4 separate regions of the Homo sapiens genome follow, and all the other regions are linked to region 1. The links are chromatin contacts, found by Hi-C in ENCODE. All regions are on one chromosome and are shown on one strand. The core of a region is the stretch at or near the end of the contact, and the rest is flanking DNA. Distances in the headings are between cores, read along the strand shown.

Evidence for each region. Hi-C counts contacts between places; a loop is a spot of excess contacts on that map. Pooled maps may share reads with other maps.
Region 2: a loop to region 1 is called in a pooled map, with 14 times the contacts of the local background. The contact joins two enhancer-like sites. A Hi-C loop is called at or near these places in 7 of 37 single-sample maps with no recorded cell type and 9 of 50 pooled maps.
Region 3: a map with no recorded cell type shows a loop between it and region 1 (13-fold over the local background). The contact joins two enhancer-like sites. A Hi-C loop is called at or near these places in 15 of 37 single-sample maps with no recorded cell type and 7 of 50 pooled maps.
Region 4: a loop to region 1 is called in a pooled map, with 2.7 times the contacts of the local background. The contact joins the promoter of IL7R here to the enhancer-like site in region 1. A Hi-C loop is called at or near these places in 2 of 37 single-sample maps with no recorded cell type and 7 of 50 pooled maps.

What each region holds. Positions count from the first base shown.
Region 1 is chr5:35,316,164-35,323,835 of GRCh38, forward strand. No RefSeq gene overlaps it. Among named protein-coding and RNA genes, the nearest start is that of PRLR, 90 kb to the left of the region's middle. RefSeq lists a silencer at 5,530-5,730. Within about 2 kb of position 3,273, at least 2 of the 41 ENCODE cell types and tissues checked have a DNase peak (open chromatin) inside an H3K27ac peak, as active enhancers do.
Region 2 is chr5:34,495,533-34,503,204 of GRCh38, forward strand. No RefSeq gene overlaps it. Among named protein-coding and RNA genes, the nearest start is that of RAI14-DT, 160 kb to the right of the region's middle. RefSeq lists enhancers at 3,627-3,776, 4,227-4,296, 6,473-7,672. Within about 2 kb of position 3,704, at least 9 of the 41 ENCODE cell types and tissues checked have a DNase peak (open chromatin) inside an H3K27ac peak, as active enhancers do.
Region 3 is chr5:35,901,610-35,909,281 of GRCh38, forward strand. It overlaps CAPSL (calcyphosine like), which reads right to left. Exons shown (of 5, transcript NM_001042625.2): 5 at 2,679-3,037. The coding sequence ends at 2,936. Among named protein-coding and RNA genes, the nearest start is that of CAPSL, 33 kb to the right of the region's middle. RefSeq lists an enhancer at 2,986-3,085. Within about 2 kb of position 3,247, at least 2 of the 41 ENCODE cell types and tissues checked have a DNase peak (open chromatin) inside an H3K27ac peak, as active enhancers do.
Region 4 is chr5:35,853,846-35,861,517 of GRCh38, forward strand. It overlaps IL7R (interleukin 7 receptor), which reads left to right and starts at 3,046. Exons shown (of 8, transcript NM_002185.5): 1 at 3,046-3,214; 2 at 7,007-7,145. The coding sequence starts at 3,133. RefSeq lists an enhancer at 6,848-7,349.

The sequences.
Region 1 (7,672 bases), core at 2,023-4,522:
GTTCCATGGAAACACCAGGAGGAAGAGATTCAGCTGAGCCACTGAATTGCTTTTTGGGAGACAGTGACTTGATTTTCTTATTTCTTATTTACCACAGAACCAGCATCAAGTTGATACTTTTATAGGGACAGCTCAAAGCAATGAATACCTTAGACAACTTACACAGGTCAGGAGGTCAAGAGAGACATAAGCACAGCCTGACAAGAAAAACTAAGAATTCATTTGACAAGCCTTTTTCTCTAGGCCATTTTTGGAAAGCCCAGGGATGGTGCTGGTCATATTGCTTTATATTCAGAATCTTAAGCACCAAAGCATAGTGGGAGGGGATAATTTTCAATTTTGAGGGAGCAACAGTGTGTCAGAAATAACTGAGATTGGGAAACGGGTAGGTAGGAAAACCCCACCAAATGCCTACAAAGTAAGAGAAAGGCCTGTAGAGTGGAAGAAAGAATTTAGAAGTAATTGGGGATGTTTGGATTGCATTTGTTATTTTGTGGTTTGAATATTTTCTATACATTCTCCAGCTGTTGTGATGAATAAAACAAAATTTGCTTTTCTTTTTTTGTTTACTGCCAGCTGTAGAAAAAACCCTGAACACCTGATATTCCTGAGAGCTGCCTTGTGAGAACAGCTGTCCCATCAAAGACCCTTGGCAGGGTGTTATTCTAGATGAGTCCATTAGCTATTGCGGAAGCCAACACACATGTGAGGGAAAGATTTTCCATATTTTGCAAGTCCCGCCTATTAAAGCTTTCTGTAATGACAAGATGGTATTGCTGAGTGACTTTTTAATTGTTTTTCCTAAGCAACTGCCAATGTTTAATTAGGCTTCAGCTAACACGCTCTAAGTTAATTTAAGACAAATGGCTGTGGTGTGGCTAATTGTTAGAGTATGGTGATCTGGGAGCATCTGACTCAAGCGTGAGTCTGTGCTCTGCAGATATGTGGTGGGTGGCTGAATGACCCAGACAGGTCTGATTGCCCCTGCTGGGAAACACCCAAACCACCTGTCTGGGATGAGTAATCTCCCTGACACACTACCTAAATTCACACCTCCATACTTCAAGCTAAACCAGTATGGATTTAAAGCCTGGAATTTTATTAAATTAATCACTAATAGCTTTTATGTGTGAATTTTATTATCAAATGAATCAACAGTAGCTTTTACGTATGAAAAGCATGCTTGTATCTATTGTATTAGACTGCCTTAGAAAACATCCATTAGAGCTGGAACAGACCTCAAGAAGATTAACTTCAATGCCGACATTTAAATAGGAACTAATAAGGGACGAGAGAGGAGGAACAACTTGCCCAAAGTCACCTAGATTTTAGGACTGGAACTAAAGCCTCAGCCTTCTCATTTTAAATCTTCTGCTTGTTTCCCCCTTCTGCCCACTCTGCCCCCTCAACCCTCACCCCAAATTGTATTAAGTTCACCACTTAACTCCAACTCTTTCAGGACAGGAAGTGGAGGTACAAGGATGAAGCTGGGAGGTGGGAATGAACATTTTTGATGGGCTGATACTTATGGCTCATGCTGCAGACAATGGACAGGGCCTGGCAGGTGGTAGGGATCAGCAGAATGCCTTTGATAGAGTTTGGCTCTGTGTCCCCACCCTATTCTCATCTTGAATTGTAATCCCCATGTGTTGAGGGAGGGACCTGGCGGGAGGTTATCAGATCATGGGGGCAGCTTTCTTCCTGCTGTTCTCATGAGAGTGAGTGAGTTCTCACCAGGGCTGATGGTTTTAATGTGTGGCACTTCCTCACTCTTGCTCTCTCCTGCCACCATATAAGACGTGCCTTGCTTCCCCTTTACCTTCCGCCATGATTGTAAGTTTCATGATGCCTCCCCAGCCATGCGGAGCTGTGAGTCACTTAAACCTCTTTTCTTTATAAATTACCCAGCTTCAGATAGTTCTTTATAGCAGTGTGAAAATTGGCAAATACAGCCTTGTAGCATAATTCCACAAAGTTGAAGGACACCCCCACCCTAAGTCAAGCTTCCATTGCTTCGGCCCTCTTGAGGCTTCCGTCTCCTTGAGTACGAGTTCTTTGGCTTTATTCTTTTCAGTCATTCCCTGACACCAAGAACCTTGCTCTCACCCTCCCACTCTGTGCTCAGTCCACTCTTGCATGGTCTTCCATCTTTGCTTCTTCTTGGTTGTGTCTCCCTTTAGTTCTTACGCCTTCTCTGTGTTTCAACATCTTCTCTATTTGTAGCTTAAACCAATGGGTTTTCTGATCTTCCCAGGTCTGTTATGGTGGTAAAGTGAGTTAAAACATGGCAACATTTGAGAGGAATGTCTGACACATAATCATATGATAAGCACACCCTAAAGAATGGTAATCATTTTCTTTATTATTATTCCGCTTGATTTCTTATATTTCTCTTGCTCTGCCAAATTATATTTTTATATTGTACTCACTTAAGAAACTCTCACCGTGTCCTGCTGAGTGGAGGTCTCCCTGCCACATAGGACACTCCATCCAATGTCTCCCCTCTCTTGTAGACCTGACATACTAGGGGCAAGCTGCTTTTTCCAGAGTTTCCTCATCTCTCTTCAAAAGACAAAGTAGATGACGTTAAGATATTATTTCAACAATTCCCTTATAGAACCAAAAAAGCTGTATTTTATTATAGTTGCTTGGAAGTGATATACCCTATTCAGCACTGTTTTGATTATAAAAATACATTTTAGCCCTCTTTTGAAACTTTCAGAGTTTATAGAATATTTATTTCTAAAAAGTCCATAGGAGTATAAACCTTGAAAAAAACCCAAAAAAGTGTAAATATTTGGGGGGAAAAAGACATTCAGAGAACTGATAAAAAGGAAATGAAGTGGATAACTTTTTTTTAGATAAAAATCTTTACTTGTAAATTACTTACAGAGTCACTTCAAATATTCATCATAATTGGGAAGATAGGCTTATTGCCAGTTACCCTAACAACATATGAGATAACAAACATTAAAAAAAATTTCATGAAAATTAAGTATGTCTTTAATATACAGGTAAGATAGGCATAAAAGGAAGAAATTTCTGATTTGGGGCATATGTGAGAAAAACAGAATACAAAAAGCAAAAGCACGTGCTGAATAAATTTAGTTAAATAATATATTCTACTTCACAGTCATTTTATTTCCACTAGCCCTAGTTTGCCAACATATTTATTATTGAAAATGAGATGTATGTTCTATGTATATTGCTCGAGGCTGATTTAGACAGGACTTTGTGTGCATTGCTGACCACAAAGAGAGTTTCAACTGAAGGCCAGAATAAAAATGGCATGGCTTACAATTTCACCACATTTGTTTTCAAAAGCAACGTGATTTCCTTTTCTAAATTGCAAAGCAAAACCAAACAAAATGGGCTAGTTATTCTTGAAAAACTTTGGCCATCCTTAACTCTCAATTGCTAGCAATATTTCAGATTCCTAATTAGTGTCTGAAAGAAAAAACATTGGCCACGAAAGAATAAAGAATAAATGATTTTATTTGATAAAAAAGCATTATAAGCAAGGTGAATGGAAAGTTTGTAGAATGTGTCCAGATGGTAAAAAAATTGTGAAAAATGAAACTCAAGAGAAGCTTGAAAGAAATAAGGAAATGTATCACTCTGTGTGTCATTACAAGTTTGGCGCTGGGCCAGTCTGCAAAAAGGGAAGTTTTAAGATGGTTGAAGCTTAGCTGTTTCTTAAGTAGCAAGACACAAAGGCTGCATCTATTAAGTACTCTGTGGTTATGATGATGTCATTTGGTGATTTCCACTGTCCTGATTGATTTATAGAAGATAAAAACTCTACTTTAGTCCAACAGAGATAGCAACCAAACTCTTAGATTCAGCTGGTGAACCAACTGGAAAATTAAAGTAATTCTGTGCCTTGGACACATTTCATTAATCTTCTTGTGGGACTTATTTCAGTTTTGTGAAATTGTTTGTTTAGAAATGGTAATAGATTCCATTTCAAGCCAACCAATAATCTATTCCTTTCTGCCACACTGGACGGAACTCTGGGTTACTTTAGTAAGAAAAACATCGTAATCTTCTCTCTGAGAAGGTTATAATTGACCTAGGTGGAAGGTTAGTCAGTGTAGACTTGAACTATAGTGCCTGGTTGAATTTGGGCTCCACCTTTCTTTCTTTGTGACTGGGAGAGTCAGTTAATCTCTGAAGCGTCTCCTCAGTTTTCTAATCCATGACTGGAGTGCATAAGCCTGAATGTGTATTAAATAAGATGATACTTGCAAAGCAATGACAATACTTGGCATGCAGTAACTGCTCCATAAATGTCATTTAGGTGGAAGATGATGTGAGAACCTTCTACAGCCTCTCAGTAGTGCCCTGTGCTTCTCTTATAAGAGCATTTATCATGCAGTTTTGCCAGTGCTTGCTTAATTGTCTCCTTTCACAGACTTTAGGTTTCACGAATGTGAGGGAAAGTATATCTTATTTCATAATTGACCATCAATTTATCTCAGCTCCTATCAAAATGTGTGGCACATAGTAGGCTCCAATAAATAGTTTTCAATGAATGAACACTTGTTACATGATAGTTTAGGGAAGACTTCCATTTGAATTTTAAACTGGTAAGTTGGCATTTAGATTTTATAAAGATTTTTTATTCTCCAAAGATAGTTTTTTTTCAATAACCTACAAATCCATAGTAGAAAGAAGAAGGAGGCAACATTGATGTGAAGCAGAAACTGCGCTAGATATCAGGATAGGTGGGTGGGAGGCCCAGTTTGGGTACTACTCATTGTGGAGCCCTGAGGAAGTCACCCCATCTCTTTGAGATACATGTACCTTAGCTGTAAAGTGGGCATAAGAAACTTGAGCTAACTAATGTAAAGTTTATGTGTGTGTGCTTATGTGTATTTTTTTTTTAAACTAAGGTAGGTGATAGGCTAATAAAAGGGAGTATGGCAAAGTGAAAGTGGCAAGTAAGAATTTACTTCTAAGGGCCGGGCGCGGTGGCTCACGCCTGTAATCCCAGCACTTTGGGAGGCCGAGGCGGGCGGATCACGAGGTCAGGAGATCGAGACCATCCTGGCTAACACGGTGAAACCCCGTCTCTACTAAAAATACAAAAAATTAGCCGGGCGCGGTGGCGGGCGCCTGTAGTCCCAGCTACTCGGGAGGCTGAGGCAGGAGAATGGCGTGAACCCCGGGGGGCGGAGCTTGCAGTGAGCCGAGATGGCGCCACTGCACTCCAGCCTGGGCGAAAGAGCGAGACTCCGTCTCAAAAACAACAACAACAACAACAACAACAAAAAAAAAAGAATTTACTTCTAAGAATGGGTTGTAATTCTCTAGATATAATCAGTCTCTGTTTAGTTCTAAAGCTTAGCTTTGTTATGGCCCTAATGCACGGTCAACTTTAAAAAGACCTGCAAACCAAAAAAAAAAAAAAAAATTAAAAAAAAAAAAAAACCTCTCTAAGCCTGAAAAATCTCCAGATATTCCCAAATTGGGGAATATTCAGATTCATGTTTCTCTGAAGGACAGTGCAAGGTCATCTACAGTATCCACCATCAATGTTTAACAACCTGTGGCTGGTGGACAAGCTACTTGAGATTCTCAGATGATAGAAATGGGTCAGGCCTATCAGCAGATGTGTTCGCATAGTAGGTTCACTTGATAGATGTCACCTTATCCTCCTAGACATTTCCTCTGCTGGAGAGCTCCATGTTCATCTTGAGATAGCCAAAAGTGGACAAGACTATTTTTTCCCACTCCCAGCTGCTTTCAGCAAGACAGACAGACACTTCACCTCCTTAGCTCTGCTTCTCTCCAGTGCTGTGTACCTTAGGAAAAAAGCAGTAACTGGTTATTGTAAAGTCACTATTATAAAATATTAAGGTCTTGAGGCCGTGTTCTAAATTAAACACAAGGAGGTTAAGAAGGAAAATCTTAATTAGAATTAAAAGTCACAGTTAAAACAAGAAGTGTTACTTCTTCTAGACAACATATATTTGAATACTATTTTCCTGGAAAATTAATTTCACAGAATTTATTCTTTGCATGATATGCAAGTAGAGGTATAGACCACACACATGGCTAATAGTATACAATGGTCATGCAGGAAGCAGAAGATAGTTGTAAAATAGGTGTTTTGTAAAAACAAAAAAAATAGTTATTTAACACTTGACCGTAACCCACTTAAATGTCCAGCGGAAGCAGTGACACTACATTGATACACACAACAGTACATTCGAGGAAAATAATTAAAATGGTAAATGTCTTGAAATGCTAAGTAAACTACAGAAATAATAAAATTCCCTATTGCATTGTGGTACTTCCTATAAAGTCTGACGAGAGCAGTTTGCTTTAAACAAGTAAAGAAAACTCTTTCACATTCTGGTAAGAAATTCCTTAGAGACAGAATTTAAAATAAAAATCACAATCCCCTTACTGGATAAAGCATATAATTTTCCTCCTTAGGTGCGTGAATTAAAAACAGCTGCCAAGCCTACTTAATTATGGGTGCTCAGAGTCAAACTAGACATGACAAATTTTCATTTTGATAGCAACCACATCGAGTGTTTACTTAGCAAGTATGGATAATTATTCCAGTTCTTATTTGAATTTTTTTTCTGGAACTGGTTGCATATTGTTAATAAAGGCTGTGATCACAGATCTCAGCATTTCAGAGCCTCTCTTTTTTCCCCATTTTTTTTTGTGTGTGTATGTATGTGTGTGTTGAGACTTTTCTCTGAATTTAAAAAGTGATTTCTCTACAACTGGTACACAAACACGAATTCTATCTCCAGAGAAACAGATGTATTAAAGTGTTGATGAAAAAACATTATTATGTTTTAGGCAGAGGTCTGAAAGTAAATCCTGGTCATCAACTCAGGGGATCACTTTGGTGACCAAAAGTTCTCATTCTAGTTGTTTAGTCTTTACTGTGAAGGGCTGAATCCACAGCAGTGGTTCTAGGAGACTGTGAATTTAGGAACGGTAAGGGATGCAGATGCTCACAGGCAATCTGCTCATCTGTGGGACTGGCTTTCAGAGCAAGGAAGAAGGCAGAGCATCAGGTTCCTAAATTCACATATATGCAAATAACAACTTTCTATTATGGGAAGCAATTTCATTTTATTTATCTTGTTTGGACTTCACAACAATAATTACTAAGATAGGAAAGAAATTCTTATCTCTATTTTTACAGATGAAGAGGCGAAGTCCCAGGGATGGTAAGTGTTTTGGTCAAATTAAACACCTATCATACATTGGGTGCTAGATCTGAGGATCAGAACTCCTAGTGCAGGATTCTTTGCAGTGTGGCTATAACTTCTGGTATCTTACTGGGGTGGCATGGTGCCTTGGAGCTACCAGATAAAGGGAGAATCAGGAGGACATGTTTTATAGTTTCCAGATAAAATATAGGACACCCAGTTAAATTTGAACTTCAGATAAACAAGAAATATTTTTCTAAATGTAAATATGTCCATGCCATATTTGGGACATATACTAAAATTATTCATTGTTTATCTGAAGTTCAGGTGTACCTGGGCATCCTATATTTCTATTTGCTGAATCTGACAATCCCAATCTGTTTTCCTTTCTGATAGGGCAACCCAAGTTAAAAAGTTAAAAATACCTTAGGGCAAGATGACCAACTGGACTCAGCCAGGTGGAAGATCTGCCACCAAGGGACCAAGACAGC
Region 2 (7,672 bases), core at 2,454-4,953, 820 kb before region 1:
AAACACTGTGTCTACAAAAAATACAAAAATTAGCCCAGCATAGTGGCTCACACTTGTAGTCCCAGCTATGTGGAAGGCTGAGGTGGGAGGATTGCCCAGGAAGAGGAGGCTGCAGTGAGCCAAGATTGCACCACTGCACTGCAGCCTGGGCAACAGAGTAAGACTCCGTGTGTGTGTGTGTGTGTGTGTGTGTGTGTGTGTGTGTGTGTGTGTGTGTATTGAGAGACAGAGAGAAAAAACATTTAGCAGAATTTCTCTAAGTGCATAAACCTGATTTTAAGAGACCTGGGGTCCAGTTGTGCCCAGGTCTCCAAGTAACACCTACCTTGGGCGAGTCCTTTGGGTTCTCAAGTTAGTTACACTTTGCTCCATGGAAACGAGTGACTTTCAAAGTGGGCTCTAGAGAATATTAGGCATTTGGCATGAGAACCTCAGGAACTACCAAGAGGATCAGGGAGCGAGTCTGTGGGGCCTGGACCCTTCCCCACTTCTCGGGCACCCCCATGGGCTTCTCAGTAAGATTTCACTGGAGGGCAGGTTACTGTGGCTTAAGAAAACCTGAACACCTGCAAACTGGTCATTTCTGAGTTCTGTTCCTAGTCAAAAGCCATCAGCATTTTAAGTTGTGTTTCGTACCTTTCGCCTTAAGAAAATGCAAGGTCTGTTGAGTAGTTACATGGGATTTGCCTGAAAGTGGGGGTGTTAGCAAGTGTGTTGCTACCCAAGGCCTACCACGGGGGCAGAAGCCAAGCCTGGCTCCCTCTCTTTCAGGACGGGGCCTCCTGTGGGAAGTGGATGCTGCTGCCAAGGACCGAGAGGTGATTGACTGAAGAAGCTGCATAGGGAGGGAATCTCGGGAGCTGGCTGCCAGGCTCTGGAGTGCCCTCAGAGGAAGAGCTCGGAGTGACCGCTCATCCTAGTGGGCAGAAATAGGAAGGCAGGGAGGAATAGGAGAAATAGGAAGCAGATCTTCAGCATCGGTCCCTTCCCCTCCTCCCCAGCTCACGGCTTGGTTCTCACAACCAAACCTCGGCGGGGCTAGAAATTCTCGCTCACAAGCCAACAAACGGCAAGTAATAGCTTCTAAAAGGCTCGCCTAGGATTTCTCCTCAAACTATCCTTGAAGAGCCCACCTAGAAGGTGGCATCCCCCACATACTCGGTACCATTGCAGGCTACACTCTTTTAGGAGTAGAACGCAGTCTTTGCTCTCTGTCAGGACTTCTGAAATGTTTTTATTGGAGCTGGAGGCTGTTTTCAAGGTGTGTGGGGGTGGGTGAAAGGGGAGGAGTAGCCACATACCACATGAATAGCCACTCAGAATTGTCTGAGGAGAGACTGACAGAAGGTTCCCCTGGGACTCAAGCAGTTGTTTCTTTTCCAGGAAATTTCAGACAAGTTCATAGACCACCATGAGCTTGCAAATAAACTGTTAATAAAGAGACTTCCAGATGGGCTGGAGCAGGAAAGGGGAAACCCTGAGGCCGTTCAGCAAACAAAACAGAAAAACAAGGTGGGATCCAGAAGACAGGGAGGCTGAACGTTAACCTGGCTGGGGAGACCATGGGCCACAGGAAATTGTCCAGCGCTCACGCTGCAGAGGCTCTGAAGGCAGAGGACCATCAGGCTCTGGCAGCCAGCCAGGGTGATCGAGGTCTATTTGACTGGGCTTCAAATGGCTCCTTGGAGACCTAGTGTTGGACAAGAATTGAGTAGAGCAGCCAGTTGCCTGATGTGAGTCCCCACAGCACAACTTGGATGTGTTTTTCATGTGATTTAAGAGCTCTGGTTGCCTCTCAAAGGGAACAGAGTGCAGCTGGCCCATAAAGCTGTCGTTGTTTGGGGTTTTGGAAAATTCTCTTCTGAGAGGGTCAGAACAACCCTGAGTCGTGACCAGGGCCAGAGCTCAAGCTACTCAGGGAAACCGCGGTCCCAAGGGTGGTGGGGTCAGCCAGCCAAACACCTAATCAGGGCTGCAGCTTTCCACATGGGTGGGAGCCTGTGCATCGGTCTCACAGGGTCTCAATTCCACTTCCTAGGTGGTCTGAGACCTAGCAGTTCTCCAAGAGGAGGCAATTACTGTAAGCGGGGAAGCAAGGAGAAGCGGGGAAGCAATGATTCTACTGATGGTCCACACCAGTCCCACACTTTGTCATGGAAGATTCAGTTCCAACAAACCCCACAGGCAGGAATTCAACTCCCAATGGAGCTAGAAACTTCTACTTCTTTTTTTTTTTTTTTTTGAAACAGAGTTTTGCTCTTGTTGCCCAGGCTGGAGTGCAATGGCGCGATCTCAGCTCACTGCAACCTCTGTCTCCCGGGTTCAAGTGATTCTCCTGCCTCAGCCTCCTGAGTAGCTGGGATTACAGGCATGTGCCACAATGTCCAGCTAATTTTTGAATTTTTAGTAGAGACAGAGTTTTGCCATGTTGGCCAGGCTGATTTCGAACTCCTGACCTCAGGTGATCCACCCACCTCGGCCTCTCAAAGTGCTGCGATTACAGGCATGAGCCACTGCACCCAGCCTTCTACTTCTTAAATAATATTTTCTGAAACCCTGAGATGTTGCAACGTTGTTCTACTCCCACTCCAATTTAGAACATCACTCAGTTATTTATTTCTTTATTCATTTATTTGGCAAATATTTAATACTCGCTGGATGTAAAACAACAGCAACAACAACAATAACATGGCCTGGCACTGTGCTAACCACTACAGTGAAAGAACAGATACAGTTCTCCTCTTTATAGATCACACAGTATCGTGGAGGAAACAGGTATTATTTCTTTTATTTATGTAATACTCGCATAATCTCTGCTATGCACAGAGCACTGCTCTAAGCACTTTACAAATATAAACAGTTAATCCCCTCCACAACCCTATGAAGTAGGTGATATTAATATCTCTATTTTTACAGATGAGGAAACTGAGGCACCAGACATTAAAATAACTTTCCCGGGATCACACAGCTGGGAAGCGCTTAAATCCAGGTAGTCTAGCTCCAGCACTCAGGCCCTCAAATGCTACAGTTAGGCTGCCTTTCAAGCAGATAAATGCTAATCAATAGACTATCCAGAAATGAAGACTGTGCTCGGCACTCTGAAAGAAAGCCAGGAAAGAGCAAGGGGATTTTTCACATTGGTTGAGAGTCAGGGTAGACTTCTCTGCAGAAGGAACAGAAAGGAGGAAGATTGCTCCAAGCAGGGAAAATTGCAAAAGTAAAGGCCCTTGAGTAAACAAATCTTAGTGAATTCAAGGACCTTCGAAAGAGGTTAGAGTCATCAGAGGGCAAAGGGCACATGAAGAGATGAGGTTGCAAGGGAAAAGGGTACGCAGTGTCAGGCCAGACTCAATTTTGTTTGGTGGTTCTCAAAGTAAAGTGGAAAAAAGGGCCGATCTTTAGGAAAACAGCCATAGGAAATAGAATGATCAAGTAGGGGAGCTTCATGTTTTCATTTTGAGAAGGGCCCCTGATATGATGTGGCTCTGCTTCCCCACCGAAATCTCATCTCAAATTGTAATCCCCATATGTTGACGGAGGGACCTGGTGGGAAGTGATTGGATCATGGGGGTGATTTTCCCCATGCTGGTCTCGTGATAGTGAGTGAGTTCTCACCAGAGCTGGTGGTTTTAAAGTGTGGTACTTCCTGTCTCTCCTGCTGCCTTGTGAAGAAAGTACTTGCTTCCCCTTTGCCTTCCACCATGATTGTAAGTTTTCTGAAACCTCCCCAGCCATGCAGAGCTATGAGTCAATTAACCCTCTTTTGTTTATAAATGACTCAGTCTCAGGCAGCTTTTTATAGCAGTGTGAGAATGGACTAATACAACCCCATAGCACATTTCACAAATGTCTAATCCTCACAACCACCCTGGAAGGAAACAGATCAGATAGATTTAACCCCTTTGCGATATCCCACCCACCTTCCTAATGCCTGTCCCCTCTCCTGTGTTTCTGCTGGTATAATCTCAGTTTTGTTCTGGGAAACCTATGTCTAGCCCCACACAAATACCCCTGTCCTAGCCTGCCCTGTAGCCAGGGGTGGCCTTGTACACTGCCTTGGCAGAAGAGACATCAGTGCAAATCTGCTGGGAGTCTGGGGAGCCCTTCGCTTTTCCTAATAGGCATAAACTTGGGTCCATGGGCTCATCACCACCTCCCCTTTCTTCCTATCTGGAGAAGGACAGGATGTCTACAGCTGTAAAAGCCATCATGCAACTGTGGTGGGACAAGTATAGGAGAAAGGCCAAGAGATGCTCTGAGAAGCTGACCCTGAACCAATGCCGGCAGCCACCCACAGCTAGACTTCTTGCTATGACTTCGTTTCAGCATTTTTAAGTTTTAGGGCTTGCATTCTCTACCTAAATGAAGCATCTGTTTTTATTTATTTATTTATTTTTTATTTTTCCAAGACAGAGTTTCACTCTTGTTTCCCAGGCTGGAGTGCAATGGCACGATCTTGGCTCACGGCAACCTCCACCTCCCAGGTTCAGGTGATTCTCCTGCCGCAGCCTCCTGAGTAGCTGAGATTACAGGAGTGCACCACCACGCCCGGCTAATTTTCACATTTTTAGTAGAGACGGGGTTTCACCATGTTGGTCAGGCTGGTCTCGAACTCCTGACTTCAGGTGATCCACCCGCCCCAGCCTCCCAAAGTGCTGGGATTACAGGCATGAGCCACCACGTCCAGCCAAAACACCTATTTCGCTACAAGCAAACTAAGGATGAGGAAATATCAGACTTGCAAAAACATCACAGAGCGGATTTAAGACCAGGTACACCTGACTCCACATCCAGCGCTCTATCTACTATATTACAAATAAATTCTTGTTTGCCTTAGGGATTTCTATGCATGTTCAAACTTTCCGGGCATTACACTCACCAATCCCGGAAACTGTGTTGCACAGAGCCCCTTCTGGACAGGCATGATTTGGGTCAGTGAACCCATCCTCCTCTGGTTACCAGAGCCAATAGGGTCAATGCACCGTCTAGCTGAAAGCCAGTGATATTGTCTGCTCCAAAAGATGTGCTGGCCAAATAAAAGTCTCTCTTGCAGGGATTTGAATTACGTCATTCTGGGAGATTAAGAAAGGAGACAATGGGACCCAAAGTAGGAAGGTAAGGACTGGTGAGAGCAGCTCACAAGATCTTGTGAGAGGCGAAGTTATGAGTAAGCAGAAAATTGAGCAAGCAGAAGTTATGACAGAAAACACCCAAAAGATGGGCTCAATGAAGCAGTGGGCCACGGGCGGGCAGGGGAGCAGTCCACCCCAGTGCAGGCATGACCCAGAGAGACTTTAAAAGCAATAATGAAACCCACACCAAATTGATCTGCTTTTATTAACACCAAGCACTGGCAAATCTAAACGATATCAGTAAAGCAACCTTTTGTTGGTCTAAGTTTCAAACTATTGTGGCAGTTAATGTTGAATTTTAATAATGTGTATGCAAGCTTTAAATAGCCTGCTCTTCATATCTTATATTTTAAGAAACACCGTATGCCACATGGAAGTTAATTCAGAGAACATCCAGTTAGCATTTAGTCCAAATACAGCTACACACAGACTCAGCTACACATATTTGTTTCAAGTGTAAGTCTTCAACAGCTTCGAACTGTTGAAACTCTCTTGGGATATAGCTCATTTCTCCAAAACCCTATGGTATGGCACATGTGTACATTTAAACAATAAACTCAAAATAGACTATGACAGTGCCAAGTTTGTAAAGAGGAAGAAACATACCTTGAGTTATTTCAGTTCTGTCATTGCACATGCCCAGTGGAGTTTTTAACTTAAGTCTAGAGCTGTGATGTGCAATCTTTTTCTTTAATAAGTGCAAAATTAAATTCATTCATGTTATGTTTTACTGAATTTGAATAATACCTGTACATTTAAATGCATTTTTTTTTTGAGACAGAGTTTCACTCTTGTTGCCCAGGCTGGAGTGCAATGGCACGATCTCAGCTCACTGCAACATCTGCCTCCCGGGTTCAAGTGATTCTCCTGCCTCAGCCTCCTGAGTAGCTGGGATTACCAGCATGTGCCCCCATACCCGGCTAATTTTGTATTTTTAGTAGAGACAGGGTTTCTCCATGTTGGTCAGTCTGGTCTCCAACTCCCGACCTCAGGTGATCCGCCCACCTCGGCCTCCCACAGTGCTGGGATTACAGGCGTGAGCCACCATGCCCGGCCAATGCATTCTTTCTAGGTTGTGAATTGGTTTAAAGCTAAGGATTAAATCAAGATCAAAGTAATTATTTCTGAATAGTATTGAAAATAAATTTTTTGCATAGAGTAGGGTGGTTGTATATTATCTGACCTGTGTGTCAAATGCCCCCAGTGTCCCGATTGCTGGAACTTTTCTGTTCACCCTCCAGTTTTGCTTTCCAGCCTTCTTCAACCTCCTGTCTGACCAAGGTGGTTGATCTCTGAGGACACACTACCGACAGCCTCAATTCTGTCTTCTCATTGGGTTTGGCCAGTGGAGAGCGGTCAGAGGAAGTCAGGAACTGGAAGAGGGGAGAAAGATGTTGGGTTAATTATTTCCACCATCTGCATGAACCATCTGCCTCCCCACTGAGACACCCAATTGGCAGTGCCTCTACAGAAGGCCATTGCTCCCTTAGGTGGCTTTCTCCCCTTTGGCTGTCTCCTCTCTGGTTCCCTGTAATTGTGTCCACTTCTTTTCATCTCAAGCTTAGACTGCCTATCAGTCAGGGTCCCAGAAAAACAGTGGCACTCTGAAATTAGGAGGATGTGAGGAGAGTCTAATAAAGAAACAAATTACAGAGATGGGAACTGGCTGTTGGGAACCCACAGAAAATGGTGCCGTGTGCTGGGACTAAAAGCAGCAAAACCGTGTTGCCACCCCGTGGTCTTAAGAGGAAGAAAGGAGGAGCTCCAAGGAAAAACACAGCAGACCCATCGCTGGGAATCAGGTCAGTGTGTGTCCCATCCTCACTCCCCTCCTTCTCTCCACCTCTTAGCCATGCTCACAGCCAGAAGCTAGAGTGCGAGGCAGCCTGTTGTGCATCACACAGACAACAGCTGGGGACACTGCGAAGGTGGGAAGGGTGGAGAGTAAATCCAAAGAGGGAAACGGAAGGAATCCAGCATGGGTGATTAGGGCTACCCACTGCCCCTAACCCAAGGACCGTCATGGTGCCAGTGACTGAGTTACTGCTTCTCACCTTCACACCCACTCAACTGTTCTCTGCTGTATAATGCTGGGGCTGGGCTTCTGCTTTGCCAACTGACTTCCTCTCGGCTTCTGCCAACATGGATTCTAGAAGAAAACTGGAAGCGTGGGAAGGAAGGAGAGATTTGCTCCTTCCCACTTGCTTTTTGTGGGTTTCCTGTTTGCCTCCAGGTCCCACCAGCCTCACCTTAGGCCCGCATCTTTCTCCAGCAGAGGCAGTTCATTCCAGTAGCAGCAGTTGAATCCGGTGTGCAGTTTTCCCAGCACGCACAGAACTAGCTTCATTGTGCCTTCTTGGAGACCCCAGCAGCAGCCAACCAACACCCACTCCTCAGCCAGTCACAGCCCCGTGGAGCCCCACTCCAAGCTTGGGGACAGCAGCAGCAGCTGAATGGCAGCCTCCTTCTCAGATGTCTGCATCTCTGCTCTATGGGAGCCCTCACAAGTTTCAATAATGTCATCCTCTTCTCTTTGTTTC
Region 3 (7,672 bases), core at 1,997-4,496, 590 kb after region 1:
CAGCAGAAAGAATTCTGCCTCAGTCTACAGTTTAGTTTGCATAGCTTCCACATTCTGGGTTTCTCATTTGCACTGTGAATAGAATCCAAGTATGATGTGCACAGCAGCAGAGAGTCAGAGTCTCTGGCCATTCTTGCATGGGTTTGCCTTTGATCAAGTTAGAAATCCAAATTCAGTATTGTTATGGGTGGTTTGTTCTGACAAACTCTCATTCTCAGAATGTTTGCATACATCATTCTTGTTTCATAAAAAGTTGCTAATTTCATTCTCTTTTCTTTGGCTTGTTTAATTTTCTATCTGAGGACCAGACCCAACAGGTGAGGTTTTCCTGAGGGATGTTTTGGCAACTTTTTATTGTGTTTTGCCTTCTGAACTAAGGGCTTATTTTTTAAATTGTAAACGGAGTAAGCTTTAAAATCTGTAAGTTAAATAAACAAAAAATATATCCAGAAGAGTGTTAGCAAATGATTTCTTTAAATGTCTCTTCTCTTTTCCTCCCACTCCTACTAGAAGGAGTAGAGCTAAATAATGCATAATTCGTGACTGTGCCAGAAGCCATAAAGGAGAATGAGAATTGGAGTGCAGTGACCCTTGACCATTAGGTTATTAGCAGATTTTGTTTCCAGAGGGTGAAAGGGCCTTGGTGGAACCTTGCTCATGGGCCCAGAACCCAAACCGCTAGAAGAGAAGCAACTAAATGTGACCAAATACACTATGAAGTATGGGTTATCTGAAATTGGATAGCTGTGCCCTGTGCCCCCATTTGACAGGAAGCAAAGTATCACTGGAGAAGACTAAGCTGATAGCTGCAACCTGGTCCTTGCTCAGAATCACATGCTCACTCTATAGCCTCAGTTAAGCTGAGGCATGAGTCATACCCAGAATCAAAGACAAGAATCTTTCTAGAGCAAAAGCCTTGAAACCCATCATCCCCAGGAAATAGGGGACCTCTCCTTAGCCACAGTCTACAAGGCACAGGCTGCAAAAATATATGGATTTTTTTCTATACATTTCTTCACAATTTCTTCTGGTTTTCTACATAAGTCTACATATTTCTTCATAACACTTGGTATCTTTGGCCTAACCAACCTCTATATGAGCAGAGATAATAAATCCAATACAAAATCAAACTTGTGCAATTGTGCAATTAAGTAAAAAAACAAAAACAAAAACAAAACTAGTTTCTGGTAATACGGGGATACACCATCCTCAAGAAAAAGTTGAGCATCTCAACAAGTTACTTAATAACTACTATAATGCCTATGTAGCAGCACTGGTTTTCACATGTTTTAAATTAATACATATCCGAATCTCAACTTCCAAGCGTATGAAATAAAACCTAAACAGTGAATTGATACAAAATATGGCAAGTGTGTTCAATCCCTAAATCCAGAGCCAATTAAGTATATAAGATCTTAAAGAAGACTATTAACCCAATCCTGTCTGCAAACTGGGGGATGAGTGCAGCTAAGGACAGAGTCAAAAGGAGGTATTTCACCCAGCAGCAAGGTGGGTGGGCATTGTCTCCAGCACCATAACCAGAGGCTGGTCACTGTGCTTTTATCTCTGGCCCTAGATACAGAAGACACAGAAGGAGAGCTGTAGTTTTCTTATCTATTTTCCAGCCTCTGGGCTATCTTTGCTTCTAGTAGCCTTTCATGGGCAGAGTCCTACACATCAACGATATGAAGCCAAAGCTTAGTGCTGGGAGGAGGAGGTGTTAAGCCATGAAGCATCAAGATGGAAAACCTGCTTTGGAATATTATTGAAATCCTAGTCCGTGTCACACCCAACCTCCTTGTGCTGGTGGGAATTTTTGTTTGTTTGTTTGTTTGTTTGAGACAGAGTCTTGCTCTAGGCTGGAGTGCAGTGCAGTGGCATGATCTGAGCTCATTGCAGCCTCTGCCTCCCGGGTTCAAGCAATTCTCATGTCTCAGCCTCTGGAGTAGCTGAGATTACAGGCATGTGCCACCATGCCCAGCTAATTTTTTTATTTTTAGTAGAGACAGGGTTTTCACCATGTTGGACAGGCTGGCCTTGAACTCCTGACCTCAGGTGATCCACCCACCTCAGCCTCCCAAAGTACTGGGATTGCAGGCGTGAGCCACTGCACCCAGCCCTTGCTGGTGGGAATTTCAACACAATTGGCAGAAAGCAGAGAGGGGAGAGATAAACATTCCACCAGGTGAAGGCTTTCTGGAATAGCCTGCCCACACACAGCGCAAGATGTCCCAGATAAAATCTGAGCGCCCAGCCCAGTTTCAAAACTTCAGCCACAGGAGTACCATGAACAGGCGTGGATCTACTGCTCAAAGAAATAGCCTCCTCACTCACACCAGTCTTTAAAATGACTATTAAATAAATCATTTTGAATCTATTTGTCAAACTGCGGCTTCCCTAAACCCTAAGCAGTGAAACTCAAGATTTGCTTGTAGAAATTGAGGCTAACACGTGGTCTTCTTCTGGTCCCCAAATGAGACTGAAACACTTAAAGACTTACAATCAGTCATAAAAAGAGATATATTATCATCTCACCTAGAAAAGGATCATCTAAAAGGAGGTGAAGAAAAACTATGGGTGCATGGGTGAGGGTTTTAATTAAAATACTCAAGCTTTCATTAATGGCCAAGGGATAAAACCTAAAGTTGATTAGACACCTGCATGTATCAGCACAGCACTAGGAGCTTTACAGAGCTCATTTTATTTAAGTCCTATTTTAGAACAAAGGAAACAGTCTTAGGCAAGGCAAACTCACAGTTGGCTACTCAATGTCTTTTATTTCTGCCTGTTTTTTGGCCCCAGAAAATGCAATATTTTGACACAGAAAAAAACATTAGGATGAGTGTGAAATCAAATACGATTCTGGTTTTTGAGCTGACATTTAGTCATTTGGAGCCACATGGCTGTCCCAGGGCCTGGTCCCCAGGTCATGTGCTTAAAGCTTCCAGGCGGTTCTCATCATGATGATGAAGTACACATCAGTGTCAATGGATGCGCTCACACCTGCATAGTAGTTCATGAACTCCTCAGGGGTCACCTGCAGTGGAAAAGTTAGAAACAAAAACGAAACTTTGCTTCTCACTCTGTCAATGGGCGCCCACCTTGTGCACCTGTAAATAGAAGGGAAATAGAGGATTTCTTTGTGTATGTGATCATGGCTGAGGAACTGATCTAAAACAAAAGAACAAGTGAAGCTGAGGATGGTGTGAGAACAGCACCTAGGAAGAGAGAAAGAAAGTCTTGAAAGTTTCTAAGCCAACCTAAATGGAAAGTGACGCATAGGTTGTCATCTTTTGTCTAAGGGTGGGAGCCCGTCGGTTCAGGTAAGGGAGACTGAAACTCAGAGTAAGAAGGAAGTGCTCTGCAACTGTAGTTATTTCTGTCTTTCTGTGACACGTCAGAAACAACATGTCATGTCCTTGTGTCAGGGTAAGTGATGTTTTCCCTTTCCAAAAATGGAGTTCTCTCCTGTGGGTGAAGAAACAGATTTCTAGTTAAACGCTCCCGGGTTGCATGCTTTTCTAACACATAAATAACTCATTCAAGGCCCAGGGTGAATAAAAAGCTTACCCCTGCTTCATGCCTCCCACCCATCCTGGCTTCTCTCCACTCTACACCCATGACCATCTCTTTGAAATATTGACTAATGTGTTTATCTGTGTGGGGATTTTATATTACTTTCCTTTGGGGAAGGAGAAAAGACAGTTATTAGTCTTATTTTTAACAGGTCTAGATAATATGTACACTCTAATTTAATCATGTTGGTTGACATGATCGGTTGGGGACATACCTATGCCTTCCAAGAATCATAAGAGATGACTGACCCACTGGTCCTATTGAAATTATAAGTGACCAGAAAAGAAAAGTCACTGGATCCACAGTTGTCTTTCATACCACCCCTTCCCACTAAAAACATAAGGAAGGGCAGTAGAAAGAAAGGCATTTGAACTCAGCTCATAGTTGAACTGTAAATACACATCTACAATACATGCATAGAGCCTCTGTCAAAATTAGGATACCATTAGCATCCCCCTTTGTTGAACTTCTTTATTCCTCTCCTCCTTTGGATTCCTCAGCCTCTGCTTTTCAATTCCCTCATTAAGGGATTACATTAAGTTTCACACATCATTATTGCCCTCTTTCTATCTTTCTCATGTTGTGTGAGGTTCCAGGGAAATGTTTATCAGTGTGGGTCCACACCACCTGCATCAGGACAACCTGGGGTGTCTGTCATAAGCCTAGGCCCACAGGCTGTACCCCACACCTGCTAAATCAGAATCTCTGAAGCAGGTGGTTGTGGAATTTACTTCTTAAAAATCTAAACATCCCAGTTAATTGTTGTGCACACTACAGTAATTTAACTGGGAATATCAAAGATAATTAAGATAAAGTCTCAGTCCTCAAAAAGTTGCAGGCTGGTGAAATACTCCAACAAAGTAAGTGGATCATTTTACAGCAAATAGCAAGTAAACTAAAAGAGTTACCCACGAGACCCTGAGCCATTTTGACGGTGCACTTTACCATGACAGTTTGAGGAACATTTTTTACAGCTAATTATTTTTTAATTAAAAATTATCAAACTCCCGATATTTTTAGTTTGTTATTGTTTCTATTGTCTGTTTGTTGGCCAGGGATGACAGCCATTGAATGAGACTCCCTCCACATCCACTGTAATAATCCTATCCCTAGCTTTTCTCTCCCACAGAAGTTGAAAAACTCAAAACTCACTTTCCCAGACTCCTCTGCAGCTTCAGCTTGGGATGGCCAAGTAATAGAGTTCTCACCAATAAGATACAAAGGAAATTTGACATGAATTTCTAGGGAAGCCTTTGCTTTCCTGATGCAGGCTCCAGCCCTTTCTCGTTCCCTCCTTCTCCCTCCTTTGTCCTGCTGCCTGAAACTCAGATGTGCTGGCTGAAGTTAGGCAACCATCTTGAGATCATGAAGGAAAGGCCAGGAAAATCACAAAGACTTCAGCTCTGCTCTCTTTAAGCCACTCAAGTGAGAACATCAAGTAGAATAAAAAATAAAACCTAATTTGTGTATTCCAGTGTATAATAAGATTTCCTATTTCTTGCAATTGAAAGCAAACCCTAACTGAAACACCAATACATGATTGAGACTGGTATCGTCACCCATCCTTCCATCCCAAACTCCCCCAGTGGGATGGGGTGACCTGAGTTGAGTTGGCTCTGTTGGAGAATGGAGAAGGAATCCAAGATGGGCAAAAGATAAAGGAAGCATTAAACCTCACTTGGAAGTCAGATGACGTCAAGCCAGAGGTCAGAGCTAATGTATTTGATCATTTCAGAAAAAGCCATCAGTTACTCTTAGCTAGGTGTTTGCTTGTTTTCTGAGACTCAACTTATATTGGGAATGGCCTGAATCGCAAATTCTCTGATCTCCTGTAAATTTGCCCTCATCATAGTAAATTGTTGGTTAGCAATAATCACTATCCTTATTCATTTTATTTGACATTAGAAAAAAATGAGAGACTGGGCACTCCTACTTTTAGCAGGCCTCTTGACTAGGCTACCTTTATGTGACAAGATATATATCATATATACAAGGAAAGGTCCCAGATGGGGGTAATGGAAGTCACAATACAAGCCCTTTTTCTCAGCTCCAAATTCATCAGAAAAATCCTAAAACAAATCTAGGTTACTATTAATACATACACTCAGTAATATACCTAACATATTTTTAATTATTTAAAAATTTTTTATGAGATGGATGAGGCAATAGACTGATATTCCCTGAAGGTCTAAAGTCCTAAGAGGCTTTTTAAAAATATAGTGATGATAAAGTCATATATACACATGAAGAATTCAAAACTTAGATATTAAAGAATAAGAAGTAAATGTCTCACCAAATTGTGGTGGGGTTTAGTGATAGAAAAGGGGTAAGGAAAGTCTGTGTCACAGGTTATCTGATTGCTTCACACCTCCATCCAAATGGCTTCCGGCTGCTATGGGAGTCCAGTGAGGTATTAGTGCAAGATTTATGACATCAAATTCCGTGACTGCTGAAACTCCAGCAACCTTTATGGGTATTTGAGAGTTTAACCTAGATTATCAAGTTTGAACATTACCTTTAGCTAGGAGCTATGCTAAATTTTTTGCATTATTTTAAATTTTGTCTTATATGGGATGTTTTTAACCATAAATGAGCACACTGGCTTCAAGTACAGCTATGCTTCACCACAAGCAATCTTAATATGCAAAATAGTGCAATTTGCAAGAGGTAAATTTTAGAAGCTAATTATTCTTCTCATAAAAGAATTTACCATGGAGTTCCTCTACAACAACAATTTCTTGTGCATTTAAAATACAATTCAGTGTGCGAAAGTTTGAATTACACATCACTTTTCAGAAACACTTTTATTATGTCTATTAAATGAGATATCCCTGGTAAGCCCTTAGCAAATGCCCAGTTGATATGTGCTCAAAAAGTGTTGCCCAGATTCATTATTATGCTAAATGGGGTCATGTGTATATTATATTTAGTAATTTTAAAACAGTTATTTCTGAATCTTTTAGAGCTAAGGATCACAAATACACGTGAGTGTAAGAGTCATCTGGTACACATTAAAATGTAAAGCCTTGGACTCCATCCTCCAAAAAATCAGATTCTGTGGTTCTGCAGTGCAGCTAGGAATCTACATTACTAATAAATCCTCCCTGATGATGATTATGAACAGCCAGAGTTGGGTATCAATACAGGGTCTGTAACATGCAGATGACATCAAGTGCTATAACTGCTAAAAACCTCAATAACCTTTATGAGCTTTTGAGAGCTTAATGTGGCTTCTTAAGATAAATATCAAAAGGGGTGATGTGCAGACTTGAATCAGCCGAATCACAACTGGCTATTTTGACTTTTGTTAGAGAAAAGGGTAGCTGAGGTTTCCCCTGGCAATGAGGAGGAACCACCTGCAGAGAGGAAGCAGACACACTCTAGGATCCACAAAGGGGTGGGCTAATTTGGGGAAATGGCAGTTGGCTATTTTTCCACTGACATCTCAGTGATCAAGGCCAGCAATACTGGAAGAAAACATGTAGTTTTTATTTCTGTCCCTAAGATTTTGGCTGCCCTATTGAATTTTGGCCCTTTTGTAAACCTGCCTCCACAATCCTCAGCCTGAAATAGAGGGTATGTCTCCATCCCTGAAAGGGAAATGTCAGCAGGAAGAACAGAAAGGTCACCTTCCTATCCCCCACCCCTTGCTAATGAGACTCATCATGAAGTTTCATTTAAAAAGTTGGAGCACATTCCCTTCAGAAGAGGAAGGTTTATTTCTTCTTCCCTTAACCACTCTCTTCTTGTCCACTGGGCCACTTATCTTTTCCTGTGCTGTAAAGGGCTTAAGAGACAATGAACCCTGGGGCTGTGCTGCTGCTGACTGTTACTCAAGGGACAATCCCCTTTCCTTATCACCAAAACCCTTAGATCATCTAAGAACAGAACTGGCTCAGGGTTTTTTTTTTTTTTCTAAAAAGTCAATTTAGGGCTGTTGATAAAGGACAGATGACATTTTCATCTCAGCCTAGACACAGTCATGGAGCTATATAATTCCTTACCCTACCAAGCTATGCATTTGTAACTTGAAGATAAAAGTTAATGGAGATGGGCGGTTGATTTTGTTTTCAAATTCAGTGCAGTTTAGAAATGT
Region 4 (7,672 bases), core at 1,796-4,295, 540 kb after region 1:
GCCAAGACTACAGGCGGGCCCCACCACACCTGACTAAGTTTTCTATTTTCTGCAGAGACAGAGTCTCACTATGTTTACTAGGGCTGGTCTTGAACTCCTGAGCTCAAGTGATCTGCCCACCTCAGCTTCCCAAGGTGTTGGGATTACAGGCATGAGCCACTGCACCCAGCTGGCTTTCCTTTTTAATGATTCACTACATCATACAAACTCATCAAACTGAAGGAAGACAAAGTACAAAAGAGAGACGAGAAAATGTAGCCATGAAAGGAAGTGATGGGTGAAGAGGAGGAGAAGAAATATGGCCAAGTCAGTTGCCACGCCAAACTGCTTGCTTCTACCACAGTCCAATGCTTCCCTCCTGATTTCACATTTGGAGACTTGAGTGTCCCCAAATAGTGTTCCTCATCCTCTTTTCTTCTTTCTGTGCTTGTCTCACAAAAGTAATGACAAAGTAATATAGTAAATGTTTGTTACCTGGGGGATAGGGTGAACTAGGTGGTTCTTCCTCAGCTTTTCTAAGTCTCCAAAGGACTAACAAGACCTGAGTGAGGAAAGAGAGAAGGCACTGTTGTTCCCCCACAATCTCTAGAAGGACTGGTGACGCATGTCATTTTTCTTTGAGCTCCCCACACTTTAGGCTTCTCTCTGAGGTCTTTTCAGCATCTCCTGCCCCACCCAAGAGTAAGCACCCCTGTGGAAATCCCCAGAACAAACCAGCACATGCTGTACCAAAATATTGTGTCTTGGCTTTGTTCTTTTACATCTTCACAACTAAAGGAAAGAGATACAATCAAAATGATAGTCCACTTAAATGATAAACAAGAGAATTTAAAGAGACATAACCCAGTTACTCACCCATGAAGTGACAATCTGTTAGCAGTTTAGGAGATTTGCATTGGTAGATAGATATAATTTGGGATTTCTCCTTGAACATTAGCTTAATTCATGGGAATCTGTAATTATAGCTTTCTTGAAAGGGTATTTAGCTCAGTGTACAAAACATACCAATTTTTGTGAATCAGGCTTACAATTTTCTAACCAAGCTTTCAAAACAAGATTAGAAATGAGGGCATAAATTATTATCGATGCACAAAATTGTCACTCTTTATTTGGCTTGGAAGGGTTTTGAAATGCCCAGAGAAGGCCCTGACAAATGGAGAAGATGGAATATGTCCCCTTCAGTTGGATTCTTGCTCCGAAGTATTCCTTGAGCCTATACTCCAAAGTGTGGCATTATAACTGGTGCAGACGGAGTCTGTCTTAAAACTGAAAAGGAGGATCCAGAGACTGGTACAAATGTCCCACCTCCTTTTTTTGTTACTTCGTTATTGTCAAATAATTGTAATGATGGGACAAGCTAAATCATGAGTCTTTTAAAGTCTCTTCGATTTGCTTTACACCTGGGGGGTTGTTGCTTGTCTCTGCTAATTTTAGCCATTTCACAGGCCCATGGGAGCAATTCTACCTAATGACAGTGAATCCAACAGAAGTTCATAACTCACTGATCACTTAGTTTCTCTGCACTCCTCACCTTATAACTGCAGTCTTGTGGCATTTTTCCAAAAGAGAGCCACTGTGAATCAAGCATAGAGTTTTATGGCCTGAATCCAGGTTAGATTATTTTTTTCAAGAAAAAGAAAAAAAAATCTAACAGTTACCAAGAAGCAGTCAGGCTTTACAAATATCACCACTTTAACCATGAGGCCATATTAGGAAGGCTTTTGACTGGCATTCAGGTTTGGGGGAGTCTGAATTTTCTATGCCATGGTCTCAGATTTCTGCCCCATATACCTAGGCACTAATTTAGTTCATATGTACTATGTGTACCTGAAAAGTTGTGTGGCAATCAAATTTTCACAAATAGAATCCTGTTTTAAATACACTAAGAAAGTACCTACTTTATCCTTTAAACAAGAGGTCAGCAGACTTTTTCTACAAAGGGTCAGATAGTAAAGATTTTACACCTTTTGTACAATACAATCTCTATCTCATCTACTTAGCTCTGCCATTGTTGCATAAAAGCAGCTGTAGATGATACACAAATGGGTGAGGCTGTATTCCAATGAAACGTTATTTGCAAAAACAGGTGGTAGATTAAATTTGGTCCCAAGGCTTACTTGGGAAAAAAAAAGATCTTTTGAAAAAGAAAAAATAAATGAATAATTTTTTAAAAAATTGTTCCCTAGGTCATAGTTTGCCAGCCCCTGCCCTAAACAAATAATTCTTGAATGCCTACTGTGGTGTGTAAGATATGAGTAAATACCAGGGATACACAGAGAACAAAAGAGAAAAACTGCTATTCTTGTGAAACTTGGAAGTTGGAGGTAAGCTATTTAAAATAAACCCACAATAAAGTACTTCACATAGTGCAGACTGTTTCTTTAAATCAAAACTCACTCCAAACAACCAATTGATTCACTTTGTAAGTTTGAATTTTTGTCTTCAGATTCTTTTAAAGTGGGCCCTTAGTCAGGAGCGGTGGCTCATGCCTGTAGTCCTAGCACTTTGGGAGGCTGAGGCAGGCAGATCACTTGAGGTCAGGAGTTCGAGACAAGCCTGGCCAACATGGCGAAACCCCGTCTCCACTGAAAACACAAAAATTAGGCTGGCATAGTGGCATTTGCCTGTAGTCCTAGCTACTCAGGAGGCTGAGGCAGGAGAATTGCTTGAACCTGGGAGGTGGAAATTGCAGTGAGCCGAGATCATGCTATTGTACTCCAGCCTGGGCAACAAAGCAAGACTCTGTCTCAAAAAAATAAAAATTAAAAAAATAAAGTAGCCTCTAGCCTAAGATAGCTTGAGCCTAGGTGTGAATCTACTGCCTTACTCTGATGTAAGCACAGTAAGTGTGGGGGCTGCAGGGAATATCCAGGAGGAACAATAATTTCAGAGGCTCTGTCTCTTCATGTCCTTGACCTCTGCTTACAGCAGCAATACTTTTACTCAGACTTCCTGTTTCTGGAACTTGCCTTCTTTTTTGCTGTGTTTATACTTCCCTTGTCTGTGGTTAGATAAGTATAAAGCCCTAGATCTAAGCTTCTCTGTCTTCCTCCCTCCCTCCCTTCCTCTTACTCTCATTCATTTCATACACACTGGCTCACACATCTACTCTCTCTCTCTATCTCTCTCAGAATGACAATTCTAGGTACAACTTTTGGCATGGTTTTTTCTTTACTTCAAGTCGTTTCTGGAGAAAGTGGCTATGCTCAAAATGGTGAGTCATTTCTAAGTTTTCTTATGGATTTTGGATTATCTGTAGCATGGTTTCAGGTTATTCAGTTCCCTAACAGACCTGAGTCAGGCACTGGGTTTGAATGCAGTTTGAGAATTTCCCACATATTCAGTCATTTTTTTTAATGTTTAACCACCATGACAGGGGGCAGGGGATCAATACTATGGGTGGTTTATAAGACCTCAGTATTCTCAAGAAGGAATGCATTTCACTCCCAAGTGTAGATCTTAAATGTTGAATGATTACTCTGCTCTTACAAAAAGAATGCTCATGTAGATGCTATGACTGTACTTGTAGGAAAATGTCCAAAGTAATTTTACCTTGTCAGGAGATCAAACTGGATTCATTTTGTTTGACTTTTTAAGAAATCCTGAAAGCATAACTTTCAGGATAAGGTAATGTACAGAAGCAATAGCTTTGTCTTCAGTGACCAGTGCTATATCCTCAGCACCTAAATCAGTGGCTAGAATATAGTAGACATCCAATAACTTTTGAAAGTGTTTTCAAAATACTTTAGTTTTGAGAGATTTATGTGAGATTTTAAGTAAATAACTGACTAGAGAAAGATCTAAATGAGTTTACTCATTGAAATACACTGAATTGCCTCCACACCAACAAATTGGCCATATGTAATAATTCTTTTTGGGATCTAAAAAACTTAGTACCGAGAAGCCAACCCTGCCCATACATAAACACATTGTAATTATAACAAAACTAGGCAGAAGCTTCTAACAGCAGCAGGAGGCATGTGGGAATTTAGACCATCAACTTGCTCCTGCAAATTAAGCCCTTTCTCTTTAAGAGTTAAAAACTATTTGGCTATAGACAATATCAAACACATCAGCCTAATGACTCAGCTTATGCATTTTGAGTCATGTAATTACGAAGGATGGAAATCCCTAGAATTTTCTCATTAAGGGAATTGTCAGAGAGTTTGACATTTTTTACAGTATATGACTCACTTTATGGGGGATGATTATTATTCTATGCTAAACTTTGCCTTGGATTTCCACAAAGACTGATGGGAGGCAGGAAACATAAATCTTACTCTCTTTCATGTCATCTATACTCACTAGTTCACCCTGGTGATCATACTATTTTTAAAATATATAAGAATGCTAGTTGAAAGCTGGGTTTTCACTCCAACTTTTTAAGTTTCAGATTTTTTAGAAGATGTATAATTACCCTATTCACATGATTACGTCAAAATACTTCCCAGTTTGGGGTATAGGAATTCACATTCAGTTGCTGCTTGTTGAAAGTTGTCAATTTTCTGATCATCACAAGGATGATCAAGAGAAGAAAGGGATACTTTTTAAAAATCCAAATCATTTACACTATTAATCAACTAACTCCATTCAGTAGGAAGAAGACTTCTAGATGACACTGGCTTGCCTATGATACATATTCCACACAATTTAAATTTTTATGGATAAATATGTCTAGATACCTATTTAAATATGAATAATATTAATTATTGAGCATTTAAAGAATAATAGATTAACTCATTATTCAAAAGCTCTATGTAATTTCAAAACCATAGTAATTATAACACCGTCAATTGACATAAACTTTTTAAAGAGAAGCTCAAATGTTTCATGTATATTTTCAGAATTAGAATTCTTATTTTACCTTTTCATTACTTATTTCTCAGAAAATATTATACTCATAGCTAATCCCTATTAAATCCTTACTGTGTTCTAAGCTACCTCTTTGTAAATATCCATTCAGTGATTGCTCATAGCACGAGTTTACATATTAGAACACATGTCTTAGAGAAGTTGCCTACCTGACAGAGGACCACAGGTAGAGTATCCAGAATTTAAACGCACATCTGTCCAGCTCTAACACCACAGGTCTTAACCACTGTGTACATTAACTACTCTTAGCCAAGAATTTTTCAGCTCACGTCATGTAGAATATTCTTTTTGTAAAATGCCATCACATTTTATAAGTCATTGAAGGGAATTTTTCTTGGTTACAAAGCAACTCTGCCCCATAATATCTACTGAAAAGCCAGTGAGCTGCTTCCTAAAACACAGCCATTTTAGGTGCAGGAAACAGTGTATAAATGGCTCATTGTATATTGTATGCTTTGCCAGACTGAGTGGCAGTGGGAGTCCTTTGTTATGTGGGTGCTGACATCTGCTAGAGTGTGCTGTCTCTATTGAAGAATCGTGAAGACAAAGCCGACCCACAGGATGTCTGAATCCAAATAATAATACATGTTCTGTGTATAGAATTGGTGGAAGAGAAAATGTCAGGACAGTGTGAGGACTGCCATGTAAGGTCAGAACCACTGCATTTAGAAAGCTACCACTGCACAGGGAAGAAATCTAAGTCTACAAAATTAGTGGGCTGTCTCTCATTATTTCGTGCTGTCATCAGAAGGAGGGCCATACCCTGCTGAAACTACATAAAGAGCTTTTGCTGGTGGCAGAACTGTGAACTGGATGGATTCTGGGAATGGCCAGAAAAACAAATGCCTGTGGTTGTGAGCAGTGCCCACACCCATGGTCTAGCTAGGGCTGTTTGAGATTTGTTGCTTTGACTGAACCAACCTGTCATTCAACTGGTTGGTCCATTCACAGTCAGCTTTATTAACTTTCCCATTTTCCCTACTGAGTTATTTAAGTAAAGAAAGTGCTATTCGGACAGCCCTTGGTCTCTGGGACAATCAACTGGGATTTGATTTTAGTATATTCTGTCTCCAGTGTAAAGCCTTGGAAGCATCTAATTTCTAGTACTGATGAACCAAAAATACATGGAAGCAGTCCTAGGCTCACACTTGAGCACTCTGAGAATGGCTTTGCTTACTCCAGATTTTCTCAGGTCCCAGTGGGTGTATATTTTCTGACATATTTATTCCAGCCTCACTTTCTATCATGTAAAACATACATACAAAATGTAGATTTCATTATAGGGTCTACAAAACAGCTTAAGAAACCAAATACTATGTGTGACAGATCACACTTTCCAAAAGTAATAGCAAAAAAAAAAAAAATCTGGTTCCCCACTTTCTTCCAGCATCCTGCTAGAATCTATCAGATACTGCGTCTATAGAAGAATCTATAAGAACAGAAGCAGTATGTACAACATTCACAGGAAGTTTCACCAAATCGGAGTCCTGCCAGATCTAATTTTTTTTCCCTAATCACGTTTGTCTCAGTCAGTAGCTTAAGACAATGGAAATAATCAGTGCCACTTTTAATTGGGATGCCTTTTTAGGCAAGGGAAAGTGACCTCTTAAAAAAGCAAAATTCTGACTGCAAGATAGCTATCATTGTCCTTCATTTAAGACAAAAAAAATACTAGGGAGGGAATAAATTATGATTTGTAATAAAGTGAAAAGTGAGATTAGGTAGCATGGGGATAATGGAAATAAAGTGTCTCTTCTTTGAAATAATATGAACAATCAATGTAACAAATGTAGCAGAAAAAACTCCAGTTTAAATACAGAAAAGAATGTGTTCAATGCCTCTGGTTCTTTAACTCAGAAATATTTGGAGGTTACTTACTCATTATGATGGATTTTTTTTTTCTATTGGAAAACTCTGTTAGCATTGAGCGTTTTTGTTTTTTGTTTTTTGTTGGTTGGTTGGTTTTGAAGCATTTTTCTTGTCTTTGCCCTTGGGCTTTTCTTCCTTGAATACTACATAATCCATTACTATTTCATGTCTGCCACAGAGTCTGCTATTTTATTAAGGTCATGCCATATTTCAAAAGGATGCATTTATTTGTTTCATTAACAGCTGCATGTTTGTTCCTCCCCAGGAGACTTGGAAGATGCAGAACTGGATGACTACTCATTCTCATGCTATAGCCAGTTGGAAGTGAATGGATCGCAGCACTCACTGACCTGTGCTTTTGAGGACCCAGATGTCAACATCACCAATCTGGAATTTGAAATATGGTGAGGGATGGTGGTTTTAATGGTTGCTTAGACATCCTCTGTCTCTCTTTTCATATGCTCTTTTTAATAGCCACAAAAGAAAGAATATGTGGCCTAATTAACAAATGTTAACATCTAAGGAATTCCCAAAGGCCTCCTGAAACTCCTTGTCCTTCACCAAAAACACTCATACAAATCTCCTCTCACGGTTCAGCTTTCAGACCCTGAGACTCAGTCAAATGATGCTCTGGATCTTGGGGATCCCACATCCCTCCCAACTTCATATCAGAATTTAAATCCTGCGTCTCCTACAACACTTCTCACCAAAAATCTGTTTGCCCAACACGAGACAATCCAGTGTCTTCAAGTTGCATCTGAGAGTTAAACTGCCTTGTTTCCAATCCCAATACCAGTGCTTACTAGTTTTTTGACCTAGAGAAAGTTATGTAATGTATCTATGCCTCAGTTTCCTCACCTGTAAAATGAGATAACCTGCCTCACAGGAAGGCTGTGATGGTTAAATAATTTCATCATATAAATCATTCCAA